Linked DNA regions of Homo sapiens: all the other regions are linked to region 2. The links are chromatin contacts, found by Hi-C or POLR2A ChIA-PET in ENCODE. All regions are on one chromosome and are shown on one strand. The core of a region is the stretch at or near the end of the contact, and the rest is flanking DNA. Distances in the headings are between cores, read along the strand shown.

What was found. A loop is a pair of places that touch in the nucleus more often than their neighbours do. ChIA-PET counts read pairs that join two places held with the same protein, here RNA polymerase II (POLR2A). Pooled maps may share reads with other maps.
Region 1: a loop to region 2 is called in a pooled map, with 16 times the contacts of the local background. The contact joins the promoter of C16orf95-DT here to the promoter of ZC3H18 in region 2. A Hi-C loop is called at or near these places in 6 of 50 pooled maps.
Region 3: a pooled map shows a loop between it and region 2 (12-fold over the local background). The contact joins the promoter of CHMP1A here to the promoter of ZC3H18 in region 2. A Hi-C loop is called at or near these places in 3 of 50 pooled maps. POLR2A ChIA-PET finds 5 or more read pairs at or near these places in 3 of 52 experiments (Caco-2, GM12878 and activated CD8-positive, alpha-beta memory T cell).

What each region holds. Positions count from the first base shown.
Region 1 is chr16:87,315,460-87,319,362 of GRCh38, reverse strand. It overlaps C16orf95-DT (C16orf95 divergent transcript), which reads right to left and starts at 1,854. Exons shown (of 2, transcript NR_135180.1): 1 at 1,641-1,854; 2 at 1,320-1,506. It overlaps C16orf95 (chromosome 16 open reading frame 95), which reads left to right and starts at 1,971. Exons shown (of 7, transcript NM_001195124.3): 1 at 1,971-2,272; 2 at 3,540-3,591. The coding sequence starts at 2,121. RefSeq lists enhancers at 1,944-2,393, 3,650-3,903.
Region 2 is chr16:88,568,379-88,572,374 of GRCh38, reverse strand. ZC3H18 (zinc finger CCCH-type containing 18) reads right to left here and starts at 1,972. Exons shown (of 18, transcript NM_144604.4): 1 at 1,809-1,972. RefSeq lists enhancers at 1,382-1,431, 2,522-2,571, 2,682-2,791 and silencers at 1,702-1,771, 1,952-2,281.
Region 3 is chr16:89,656,035-89,660,268 of GRCh38, reverse strand. It overlaps CHMP1A (charged multivesicular body protein 1A), which reads left to right and starts at 2,561. Exons shown (of 7, transcript NM_002768.5): 1 at 2,561-2,687. The coding sequence starts at 2,681. It overlaps SPATA33 (spermatogenesis associated 33), which reads right to left and starts at 2,433. Exons shown (of 3, transcript NM_001271907.2): 1 at 2,321-2,433; 2 at 1,848-2,021. The coding sequence starts at 2,357. RefSeq lists an enhancer at 2,280-2,449 and silencers at 2,165-2,554, 2,775-2,834.

The DNA of each region.
Region 1 (3,903 bases), core at 605-3,104, 1.3 Mb after region 2:
TTGATCTTCTGAAACTTCCTTGGGATTGGTTCTATGGTTATCATTATTTTAGACATAAAACTGAAGCTCAGAAAAGTTAGGCAACTTGTCTGATACCTGTCTCTGATAAGAGGCAGAGCAAGGATTGGGATCTAGGCCTTGTTACTCAGAGCACAGGGGCAGGGTGGCTGGAGTTTCCTTCACATCCCCAGCCTGTGTCATGATGGATTTGCTTTCCTGGTTTTGAACATCACACACATGGAATTGTCTGTACATTCTGGGGTCTGACTTCATTGTACACTTCATCCACATTGTTGTGGGTTGTGGTTGTGTGCCCATTTCCATTGTTGTACAGAATTTCCTCTCTGTGAACATGCCATACTTTCTTTTTAAAATCTTTTTTTCCTATGGATGGACATCTGGATCATTTCCAGTTTGGGGCCATCAGGAAGAAAGCTGCTGTGGGTAGTTTTGTTCATGTCTTCTGGTACACATAAGCTCTCATTTCTCTTGGGTGAGTTGAGGAATTAGTTGGTCATCAGGTATTCATATGTTTAGGTTTTGTAAATACTACCAGTTTGCCAATGTGGTTTTATCAATTTCATGAGCCATGTATGAGGGTTCCAGCTGTGACATCCTCGACAAACTAGGTATTGTCAGTCCTTTTAATTTTAGCCATTCTTGGGTGGGTGAGGGCAGTGAAGAGCTATTCTTGACATGGAATGACAAGACCTAGTGTGCCCGAGGTGAAGGCCTGAGCGTCCAGGGGAGCATGAGCCTGTCTTCTATGCCCTGCTGTGCTATGGCAGTGTTTCAGTGTGCTCTGGAGGAAAACAGCAGAGAAGCCGAGTGCTCCAAAGTGGGCAGAAATGAGACAGGCATAATGTGCTAGGCTAATGGTGACTCTTGGAATTTTGTCATTAGCTACAAAGAGGGCAGTGACATGATTTACACACACACACGGGGTGGGGTATCTGAAATATTAGGCAGCTAGTATGGCAGGGGCACCGTCTAATCAGCATGGATGCTGGCCAGGAGAGGACATGTGTATGTGCTGGCTGGAAACAGTCCTGCTCATAGGTCACGATCTTAATGATTAAATAACAAGGCAAGAAATCCGAGAGGGCAGTGCCTGGGAGCACCCTGTTTGCTCTGTGGCCAGAACGCAGCACACTGAAGTATTGCCCATCAGGGTAAGAGGTGCTCGTGATGGTTTGGGCAAATACAAATATTAATCCAGAGTATTTGAGTCTACATGAAAATACTGAAAAGTGAGGGAAGACCCAACCGTTTCCAAGAAATACAAATTGGAACTGGCGATAACTTAAAGAACATAATCAGAGAGGCAGAGGGCATTGGGTTTTACTAAAATATGAAGACATACGTCCTGTCTCCACGTCAGCAACTGCCCAAAGTACACGCGTTCCAGCGAAAAGAGCGGGTGGGGTGGGGAGGCTCAGGGCCAGCCAGAGCTTCGGTGCTTGCACGCCCAGGCCTCCGGGTGACGACTGCTTCCAATTCCGCGCCCTTTAAACCCCATGTTGTTAAAAAAAAAAAAAAAGAAAGAAAACCTATTTCTCTAAAAGTCACGATTCGAGCCCCACCTGAGGACGCAGCGATCCAGCGCCAACTCATTATCTGAGATAAAGGAGTGATTTTACCAGAAGCGCCTATGCAAGACGCAGGGCCCCGCGCGGGCTGCTCCCACCTCTTTCTCTCCTTGCAGGCTACCGAGACCCTGGCTGGGGCGGCCGGCGGCCCCTCCGGCCCATCCGTCGGAAATGATGAGTGGCTCCAGTGGCCGGGGTCCGCAGGACCTACCCCAGCGGGCATGGCGGGAGCCCCGCAGCCCCACACAGCCGCGCTCTGAGCCGCTGACCCCGCGTCTCTCGTGAGGGACCAATCAGCTGCCAGCTAAGGTCACATACCTAGAAGGCCAATTTTGATTGGCTGGGCGCGGGCTAGTCAGCGGGACGGGCGGGCGCGCGGGCGTTGTTGGGCTCCTCTGAGCGGTTGAGGTTGGGGCTGGGGTTGAGCTCGGGTTGGGTTCCTCCTGGGGCAGGAGGGAAAGGCGGGAGCCAGGGCGTCAGGGCCTGCGGACGATGTGTGTGTGAAAGGGCGCGTCAGCCATAAGAAGCCATATGCGTGCGAGCCGGTCCCCACCGTCCCCGCGGCGTTGTCACCATCATCATGAGGCCACTGGAGCAGCCTCAGGCGCTGCTGCCGGGGGGCCGGGCGCGGGGTGCGTCGGGCTCTGCAGGTTGGCACTCACACCCAGCGCGCAGGATGGCAGGCAAGTGAGTCCTGAATCCTGCCCGCGGCTACCCGACACCTCGCCTGTGAGTTCCCGGCCCGGCATTGCTCCATGACCTATGCACAGGCAGAACTCTTGACCGCCACCCACAGGAACCTCACTTACATTGGCTTAACAAAAACGCAACTGATGGTTCCACATAACTGAAAATGTCAGAAGTAGGCCTTCAGGCATGGATGTATCCAGGTACACATTGACCATGGTCCTGGAAGGTTTCTCTCCATCTCTCAGCTTCCTTCCTTTTTGCTGGCTTCCCTTGTGGAGGCAAGATGATCACCAGGACCTCCTGAGGTTTACATGTTATCAGATTATCAACCTCAACAAAAAGGAGATTCTTTTTTTTCCCAGCTTTCCAGGCTGGGCAGTGGTGAGTTTGGCCCACCTGAACTACAAGGACTGAGATGGCTGTGGCCCCCCCCCTCCCCACCAGGAATATAGCAGTGCTGTCATTACCAGAAGGGGCCTCGGATGCTGTGGAGGGCAGTGCCCCATCCTCTGTTTTCAAGCATTATCTGGGAGAGTTGATGCGTGAACCTATTACTCTCACAAAAATAGCAATAATAATAATGGTTATTATGACAATGAAACCCAAAAACACTTATATCGCTCTTACGGTTTCCACATACAAAGCACTTTGACCCACTACTGTCAGGGAAGCAGGGCTTTGCACCCACTGGAGACGCTTCATCCAGCCAACATTCAAGCAGTTTGTTGGGGAGTGGAACAGGGAAGAGCCACACAGGCTGTGTAACCCCAAGTGCTTTGTCATCCCAGAGACAAAGCACCCGGGTTTTTATAGTGGAAGGAGGTTCATTAATGGACAGTTTGACGATGTTTTTTCTTCAGTATTTCAGTAAGTTGAGGGTGTCTGACAGATCATCCTAGGTGATGTGATTGGCAGCTACATGTCTTGGAAAGTTCTCAGCAGGTTGGAATGCTCCTGTCTTTTCTGATGCTCCAAGCACAAGTGTAGCTGGAGTCAGCTTGAAGCTGGTTGGCTTGGGAATGCAGGATTCCATGACAGCCAGCCCCCAGGAGCCCCTAGACATTCACGCATGAGCTAGCACACGCCTGCTTCTGATGTCACCCTCTCACTCTTCTTGGGCTCAGAGGATCCCCCCATCCCCACCACCCGTGGGCTTTATTATTAAGAGTCAGTTCTGAGAAGACAGGTCCAGGCCTGTGCTCTAGCATCCCTGCCCCCTAGTTTACACAAACCCTAAGCTTTTCTGTTCTTCTCTTCTAGGAATAGCACATTTCAAACCTACAAGAAAGAAGTGTGCCTCCCCCGTCATTCGGTAAGGAAAGCAAATCCTCAGCCACTGGCCCTGACCCCAACATATCCCTGTGGGGTGAGGAGAGCAGGGAATGTGGGTCCAGAAGCTGCATCCCATGAGAGAATCCTCCAAACACAAAAGTGTGGTTGCAGGAGCTATCCCTGGGCCTCCAGAACACCTCCCAGGCCCTCACAACACCTCAGAGTTCAGGAGGCCACCTAATATACCTGCTCTGGGCATCAGCTTCTCCGTGTGCCCCTGGAGGTGATGGCAGCACCTCTCCTTCCTGCCTGAGGGTGTTGCGAAGGTCACATGGGATGGATGTGGAAGCTC
Region 2 (3,996 bases), core at 723-3,222:
CCGAGATCCTGCCACTGCACTCCAGCCTGGGCAACAGAGTGAGACTCCGTCTCAAAAAATAATAGTAATAATAAAGAGCAGGTGCTACCTCCCTTCCGAGCAGCCCCTCTGGGAGGATGCACAGACTCCAACGGCACTGCTGAAATGCAGAGCGTTTGGGGACCTTCTCATTGCGAATGACCTTCCAAGCCTAAAGAAGTCTTCTGGTATTCTTAGTGGTGGCAAATCTTCCTCCTCTCAAGCTAGTCACTTTGATAAAGTGCTGCAAGTCAGAGTCTCACCTGATAAGGTGAGCTACCAACCACGTAAGTAAACTTTTGGTCAAACCTGGAGGGTGACTATTGAATAAGACTGATTTTCCCATATGACTACATTTTTACTACCACAACAGGAGTTCTAAAGAGATTCTGGCAAAGAAGCACCGATGAAATACAAGCACATTTTGGGACAATTACTTTCAACAGAGCAGTACCTATTTGAATGCCTAAGTTCTGGTACATCTGGTTAAAATTCTGACTCATAACCTCATGGACTTAAAATATCTAAATGAACGTTATCAAGGTTGGTGACAGACCCCACGTGCAAAGTGACCAAGCGTGACCACTAAACTCCTTGATAAAGAGGTACTCACCTTGAGATGCTCTGTAGCTGTGACAAAATACAAATCTCTGTAAACACGATGTAGGCCATAGGTTAACTTACCTGTTTGCTTTCTGGAGTGACTCCACAAAGCTTTCTTACAATATTTCAGCATGTCCCACCTACAACGGGAGAGGAGTTTCCGGCTTTGGGACACATTTGACTGGTTCCAGGGCTGGCTGGGCTCCATACTGCCCTTAGATAGTAAAATTATCAGGAAAAGACTCTCCTCCCAAAGCTGGGAAGCGGGATTCAGCCGAGGTCAAACCTCACCCGGATAATCCCAACTACTGAACGGGAAAGGACTACTCTACAGACAACAGGCTGGAGGTGAGTCTAACAGGAGACATGATGAGCACCTTGCTACACCCCAAACGGTACTTCAGATGCCAAACACTCTCTTCTTCCATTTTCCCAAATGGGTCTGAAGAATGACCTACTCTTGCAAATGAGTTAGCGTTGTTCGAACAAAGCTCATTTAAAACGGCCACTCTACCCGGCAAACTCAGTTGTCATAAAGTATTCAGGAAAAATGTTTGGCAGGAGTAAGGCTGTTAAGTTTCAGTTCTTCCAGCATTATAGCTGCAGTTGGTCTATATAAAGGACCCAGCACCTCTGATCTCCTAATCCAAGGGGCAAGGAAGTTACATACTCCTAAGAGACCGGCGCGCGTCTTGGGGCAATCACTGCGCCCAACCTGTGCACACTTTGAAGCTGCGGAGCAAGTTCCAGGAGGTTCATAAAGAGCTCAAAGTTCTCCGAAGAGCCCAGCAGCAGCCCGGGATGACCTACTCTGGAGGTGAATCTGGGCGCCTCTCACCGCCCCTTAGCCGGCGGCACACATGTGCCACGCGAGTGGCCCGGAAGAGAAATGACAGCTTCAGGAAAATAAACTCTGCCGCGGGGCGCGGAGGCAGCGCGCGAGGAGCTCGGGCGCCCAGGGCGCCCCAGGACCGCGGGGCCGGCTTACGGACGGAACTCGGGGTGGTGCCTGTCTCAAGGTCCCCTTCCCTGGGCCCGAGGGCCACGCTTCGGCCGGTGGGTCCGCACGGCCGGAGGCGCGCCGGGCTCCCGGGCCTCCCTCCCGCGGCCGCCGCCGCCGCCTCGGCGGCCTCCTCCTCCCGCCGCCGCCGGCCCGGCCTCCCGCCGCCCTCCCGGCCCCAGCTAACCTCAGCGCTAGGGCGGAGAGGAGGCCACGGCTCCCCTGGAGTCGGAGCGGCGTGGAGAAGACGTCCCTTGGCCCTTCCGCTCTTCACAGGTTCTGGCTCCAGGCTCGACACGGGCGGAACAAACGGGCTCCACTACCCGCGGGGGCCGGCCATTGTGCGACGTCATCAGGCCGCGACGGTAGTCCTACGGCCGGCGGGCTTCCCTCCCTCGCCCCGCCCCCTCCAGCTTCCTTCCGGCCTCCGCGCGGTTCCGCCCCCGCAGCGCGCGCCCGGACCCGCGCGAGCCAGCCGAACCCCCGCTACAGCGCAGGCGCCACGGGGAGTTCGCTTCTCAGGCGGCGGGCGTGCGGATCCGCGCCTGCGCACAGAGCTCCCCGCGGCCGCCGGGTCACGTGACGGGGCTCCGGCTGGGCCGGCGGGTTCTTCATCCCCGGGGATGATCGAGTTCATCAAAGTGGAAAACTTAAGGCGGTCTTCGTCGGGCTGATACTTCCTGCTTTATTGAATGTTGATATTAAATGCTTACCTCCGGAATTATTTTTTGAGGTATCGACTTTAGATTAAAAGCCTAACAATTCTTACCTTTCCCGTGGGCTGCCTGGCTCCCCGCGCGGTTCAACGCGAGCAGCGCCAGTGAGGGGACCTGTCGCGTGTCCTGCTCAGCGCGGTGTCCCACGGGCGCGTCCACAGCCCGGGGCGTCCAGGGGCTGCAGCGGTGCGAGCTGCTCTAGAGACGGAGGGCCCGGCCGGAGACCAGGGGCCGGCGGTTTCATCCTGCGCTGACCCTTGCCAACGACGTGGCTGGTCCTGGGGATCACAGGGCTTCGCTCATCCCATCTTCCTCCATATCCCCAAGGTGGAAACAAGGGGGCGAGATGTCCACAAACTGAGGAACAGACAAAATGCTGGCTGTCCATGCAGTGGAGTGTGAGTCAGTCATCAAGAAGAGTGAAGTTCAGACCCATGCCACAACATGGGTGAACCTTGGAAACATACTAAGTAAAGCAAGCCAATCGCAAAAGGACAAAACCTGTGCGACTCCATGCTATGGACCGAGTTCTGTCCCCCTAACATTTGTATGTGAAGCCTTAATCCCCAATGTGACTGTGTTTGCAGAAAGGGCCTTTAGAGAAGTAATTAAGGTTAAATGAGATTATAAGGGTGGGGTCCTGATCTGATAGGATTAGTGTCCTTGGAAGAGGTACCACAGGCCTGGCACTGTGGCTCACACCTGTAATCCTAGCACTTTGGGAGTCCAAGGTGGGAGGACCACCTCCTCCAGGAGTTTGAGACCAGCCTGGGCAACAAAGCAAGACCCCTGTCTCTACAAAAAAATTAACAGGGCACCGTGGTGCGTGCCTGTAGTCCCAGCAACTTGTTATGGTTACGTAAGAGGAATGTGAATTCAACCCTGGTGATTTTGGGTCGTGTCAGGAGCAGCCCTGCGACACCAGTTGGCACCTTCTGCAGACTCTATGTGTCGATAAGACAAGGTCCCACCCAGCAAGTGCCCTTTTCTCAGCTGATGAACATAAGCCTGCATGGACGTTACTGTCCATGGAAAGGAGCGGCCGGCACCGGCTGTGACAGACACGTGCCTGTCTGCGATCTGAGTTTCATGAACAGTAAACTCTGTTGGTCACAGCCTCTTTGGAAAACAATGTTAGTTAAAAGAAGTGCCCTGTGACCAGCAGTGCCACCCTCGACAGGGTTCTCCAAGTGGGACCCGGGCAAGCAGCCTCAGTATCACTAGGGGTTGTTAGCAATGTGCCTTCCTGGGCTCTGCCCCAGAGTGGCCGCACCAGTGACTGGGAGTGAGGTCCCAGGGCCCTGTGGTCCATGAAGAGCTCTCAGGGGATTCTGATGCCCAGTGGTACAGGTGGGCCACCGGACTGGGGTGTCATCTGCCCGTGGGCATGAGACATGAACAAGGACATAGCAGGTCTGTTAGTAGTCATAACTAAAAGAACAAAGGAGCCGGGCACGGTGGCTCATGCCTGTAATCCCAGCACTTTGGGAGGTCGAGGCGGGCAGATCGCGAGGTCAGGAGATCGAGACCATGCTGGCTAACACAGTGAAACCCCGTCTCTACTAAAAATACAAAAAATTAGCCGGGCGTGGTGGCGGGCGCCTGTAGTCCCAGCTACTCGGGAGGCTGAGGCAGGAGAATGGCATGAACCCGGGAGGC
Region 3 (4,234 bases), core at 1,312-3,811, 1.1 Mb before region 2:
AAAGGTTTCCTTGCTAATATGAAGCAAGGAGCAATGCCTTTGCAGTAGATGCAGTCCTGCCTGCGTGTGGGGGGCTGTACACTCATCGGGGGCTGTGGACACTGAGAGTGGTCAAGAAGAGACACGCAAAGTCTTTGATGTCACTGTTGTGCTAACAAGCCAACCTGGAAGCTCCACCTCTGACCCTTCATTCGTGAGACATTAAATCCCTGTGTTAAAGCTGCGTTTAGTGAGCTTTTCTGTAACTTTCAGCTAAAAGCACCGTGACAGACAGGTAGCATTTTCCAAACTGCCACCCAAGGGTGATGCTATTCCTGCAGGGTTCCATCCTCCGGTGGGGGGTTGCGCCCTCCTGTGAGGGGTTCCACCCTCCAGTGGGAGGTTCCAAAGTTGGGAATTCAAATCCAAGTCTTTCTTCCAAGTCCAAGGCCCAGAGCCTCCTACTTTCAGCCCTTGATCCTACAAGCGTGTCAGTGTGAAGCAGTCCAGGCCCAGCTCCTCTGCCTAGCAGGCCAGTCATCCCCCTGACATTCTTTCTTGTCTGACCCGAGTGGTTCTCTCCTTATTATTTTTTTTTTTTTCTGAGACAGAGTCTCACTCTGTAGCCCAGGCTGGAGTGCAGTGGTGCGATCTCGCTCACCACTACTTCTGCCTCCCGGGTCCCGGTTCAAGGTTCGAGCAATTCTCCTGCCTCAGCCTCCTGAGTAGCTGGGATTACAGGCACATGCCACCACGCCCAGCTAATTTTTGTATTTTTAGTAGAGACAGGGTTTCACCACGTTGGCCAGGCTGGTCTTGAACTCCTGACCTTAAGTGATCCACACGCCTCGGCCTCCCAAAGTGCTGGGATTACAGGCGTGAGCCACTGCGCCCAGCCGAGTGGTTCATTCTTGTGATGAAACTTAAAACACCTCCTCCTGGCACAGGCCCCCAATCTCCTCGGACGGCAGGCTCTGCGGGTTCTCCCTGCCTGACCCTTCTGCAATTCCTACTGCAAGGCCTTGCTGGCTCCCACTGGGCCACAGCAATGGGTCTCTGACCGGGCCACCTCCCCTGCGAACTGGCTTCCCCTGTTGGTAGGCACAGACCTCATCATGCCGCCCTTGTTTTTTATTTTTAAATATTTATTTTTTGTAGAGACAGGGTCTCACTATGTTGCCCAAGCTGGTCTTGAACTCCTGGGCTCAAAAGATCCTCCTGCCTCGGCCAAATAACTGGGAGGACAGGTGTGAACTACCGCCCCAGGCAGCACCTCCGTTGTTTAAAATATTTAACGCTTCCAGCTCCACGTGGTAAAACTGATGGAAAACTTTGTATTCTAGCTTCTTCCTACTTTTGGGGCCTCATCTTCCCCACACACACCCAAAGGTCTGGCCACACTAGGCTGTTATAAAAGACACCTTTGTCGCACCCAGGTTCTACTCCTCGGTCACCCTCCGCAATGTACTTATCCCCACAGCCCTCGGAGAGCTACAGTCCAGCCTGGGACGGCCTCCCAATGCTCTGTTCCAGTGTGCGGAGGCTCAGGGATTCTCAGTGGCACCAAGATACCCAGCCCTCGAGGAGAACCTCAGGTGAGACACACGCACACTGCCCCAGCCCCTCGACCACCTGGTACGCACTTATCACTCGGGAACTGACCTACATTTTCATTAAACTTATGTTTTCAACTAAGATTTCTGGATATTTACCTCCTACATAAAGTTCCCAAAACAAACCAGTTTCATCTTTACGGCGCGTGCCTGCTACTAGTGTCCATCCGGTAGGGTCTTACAGTAGGCTCCTCACCCCAGCCCCAGATCCTCCAAGCCACTGACCTCGCTTCGCTCCCTCCCGCCGTCTCCTACCTTCCAGCGAAGCTGCCGGCGGCGGGTGCTTGGCTGTCCCGGCCCCCGGGTGGAGGCTGTCCACAGGCTTCTCCGACTCCCTGTCTGCCTGCCTGGCTTCCTGGGAATGCTTCTCCATCAACTTCTCCTTAGATTTTGGAACTGAATAGGTGGATCCCTTCTTTTGCTCCTCACCTGAAATATATGGATCATCCGTTAGACCCGGGACTTACCGAATGCAGGGCAGTGGGTCCCATCGTCTTCAGTCGCCTGCGTGGGTCCAGAATAAGCTGGCTTCAAGTCTCGAGTCTCCGCGTTTCCGTAACCGCCTCAGGCGGGAAACGCGCCGTCCGTGGCGGACTCGGCGGCAGGAACGGTTCGCACCGGGCCGAGCCTGGCGCCTGCGCTCACACCGCCCCGCCCAGCCCAGCCCCGCCCTGGGCCCGCGCCCAGGGGCGGAGACGCGGGGAGCCCAGCGCCTGCGCCTCCTTTACCTTTCCTGGGTTTCTCTTTGCTTTTGGAAAGGCCCATGGGTGAGCCCACCGCCCCCTCCGACGCAAGCCCGGGTCCCCACACCTCCGCGGCCGCGGAGCCGGGAGCGACTCACAAAAGGTCCTCGCGCCAGCGGCGTGCGTCACCATGGCGACCGCGCGCCGCGCAGCCGCGCCCCGCCCCTCTGGCGGGACCGGCCACCATCCTCTCGCGAGAGCATCCCGTGCGACCGGAAGTGGGGCGGCGACCCCGGAAGTCCCCGCCGGGTGCAGCTTGGTCGGTTCGATCGCCGCCGGGACCTGACACCGCCCGGAGTTGGCGTCCCTTCTCCCTCTCCGAGTGCTGCTCCTGTCATTGTGGCCATGGACGGTAAGAGGTCGCGGCCGTCCTCCGGGGACTCGCGCGCGGGGCGGGGCCGCTTCTCCCACTGGCGTGGGCTCCGCCCACCTGGGGCCGCGGGCAGGACTCAGGAGAGCTCGGGCCTCGACCGTCGATCCCCCGGGACCCCATCCCCAGGGCCTCGACCACCGACCTGGGACCCCTTTTCCCGGTCGTCGTCCCCCGATCCCCGACCCGGACCCCATCCCCAGGGCCTCGACCACCGACCTGGGACCCCTTTTCCCGAGCCTCGTCCCCCGATACCCGACCCGGAACCCCTTCCCCAGGGCCTAGACCACCAACCCGGGACCCCTTTTCCCGGGCCTCGACCCTCGATCCCCGACCCGGAACCCCTTCCCCAGGGCCTCTACCACCGACCCGGGACCCCTTCTCCCGGGCCTCGACCCCCGACCACCGACCGGGACCCTTCCCAGGCCCCCGACCCCCAACCCGAGATCCTTTACCCCGGGCCTCGACCCTCGACCCGGGACCCCTCCCCCCAGGCCTCGATCCCCGACCCCCGATTCGGGACCCCTTCCCCGGGGCCTCCATCCCCAAATCTCAACCCGGTATGCCTTCCCCGGGGCCTCGACCTCTGACCCCCAACCATGGACCCGGGACCTAGACTCCCGACCCAGGACCCCTTGCCCAGGGCCTGGACCCCCGACCACCGACCCAGGACCCTTTCCCCCGCCCCTGGCACTCCTCAGCGTCAGGCGCCCTTTCCCGCCAGCTCGGTAGGGGGGACTGTGCGATGCCTGTTCGGCCTTTCGGGACTTGGAATGTCGGGTCAGAGGGCACCAGAAAAAGTGACAGTTGCACCCCCTGCCCCAAACAGCATCACTGCAAATCAGAAGGACTCAGACAGAAAGCGCTCCCTGAGTGCCAGGCCCTGGTCACAGCAGCTCTTTGCGTCCATTCTCCATGTGGGGAAGCAGAGGTTTGAGCAGGAGCCAGCACAAGCGTTTCTGTGCTCAATGGGTCGCCCTAATTCTTACCTTCTACATCTGGGGCTAGCCGGCTGTGTGCTCAGGGATACCAAAGAACAGGAAGAATCTGGCAAAATGAAGTCCTATGTTTGCTGAAACATCGTTGGGCTGGTGTGATGGGCAGGCTTTTAAAAATACTTTTTGAAGGGCTGGGCGCGGTGGCTCACGCCTGTAATCCCAGCACTTTGGGAGGCCGAGGCCGGCGGATCGCAAGGTCAGGAGATCGAGACCATCCTGGCTAACACAGTGAAACCCCATCTCTACTAGAAATACAAAAATATTAGCCAGGCGTGGTGGCGGGTGCCTGTAGTCCCAGCTACTCGGGAGGCTGAGGCAGGAGAATGGCGTGAACCCGGGAGGCGGAGCTTGCAGTGAGCCGAGATCGCGCCACTTCACTCCAGCCTGGGCGACAGAGCGAGACTCCGTCTCAAAAAAAATTCTTTTAGTTAGAAGTGTGAAAAGCTATAGTACCACCGTGTCATCATCATGAAGGAAATGTGTAGAGATTTTCTGCCCTGAGAGAAGATGAAAGATAACATCTACCTCCCG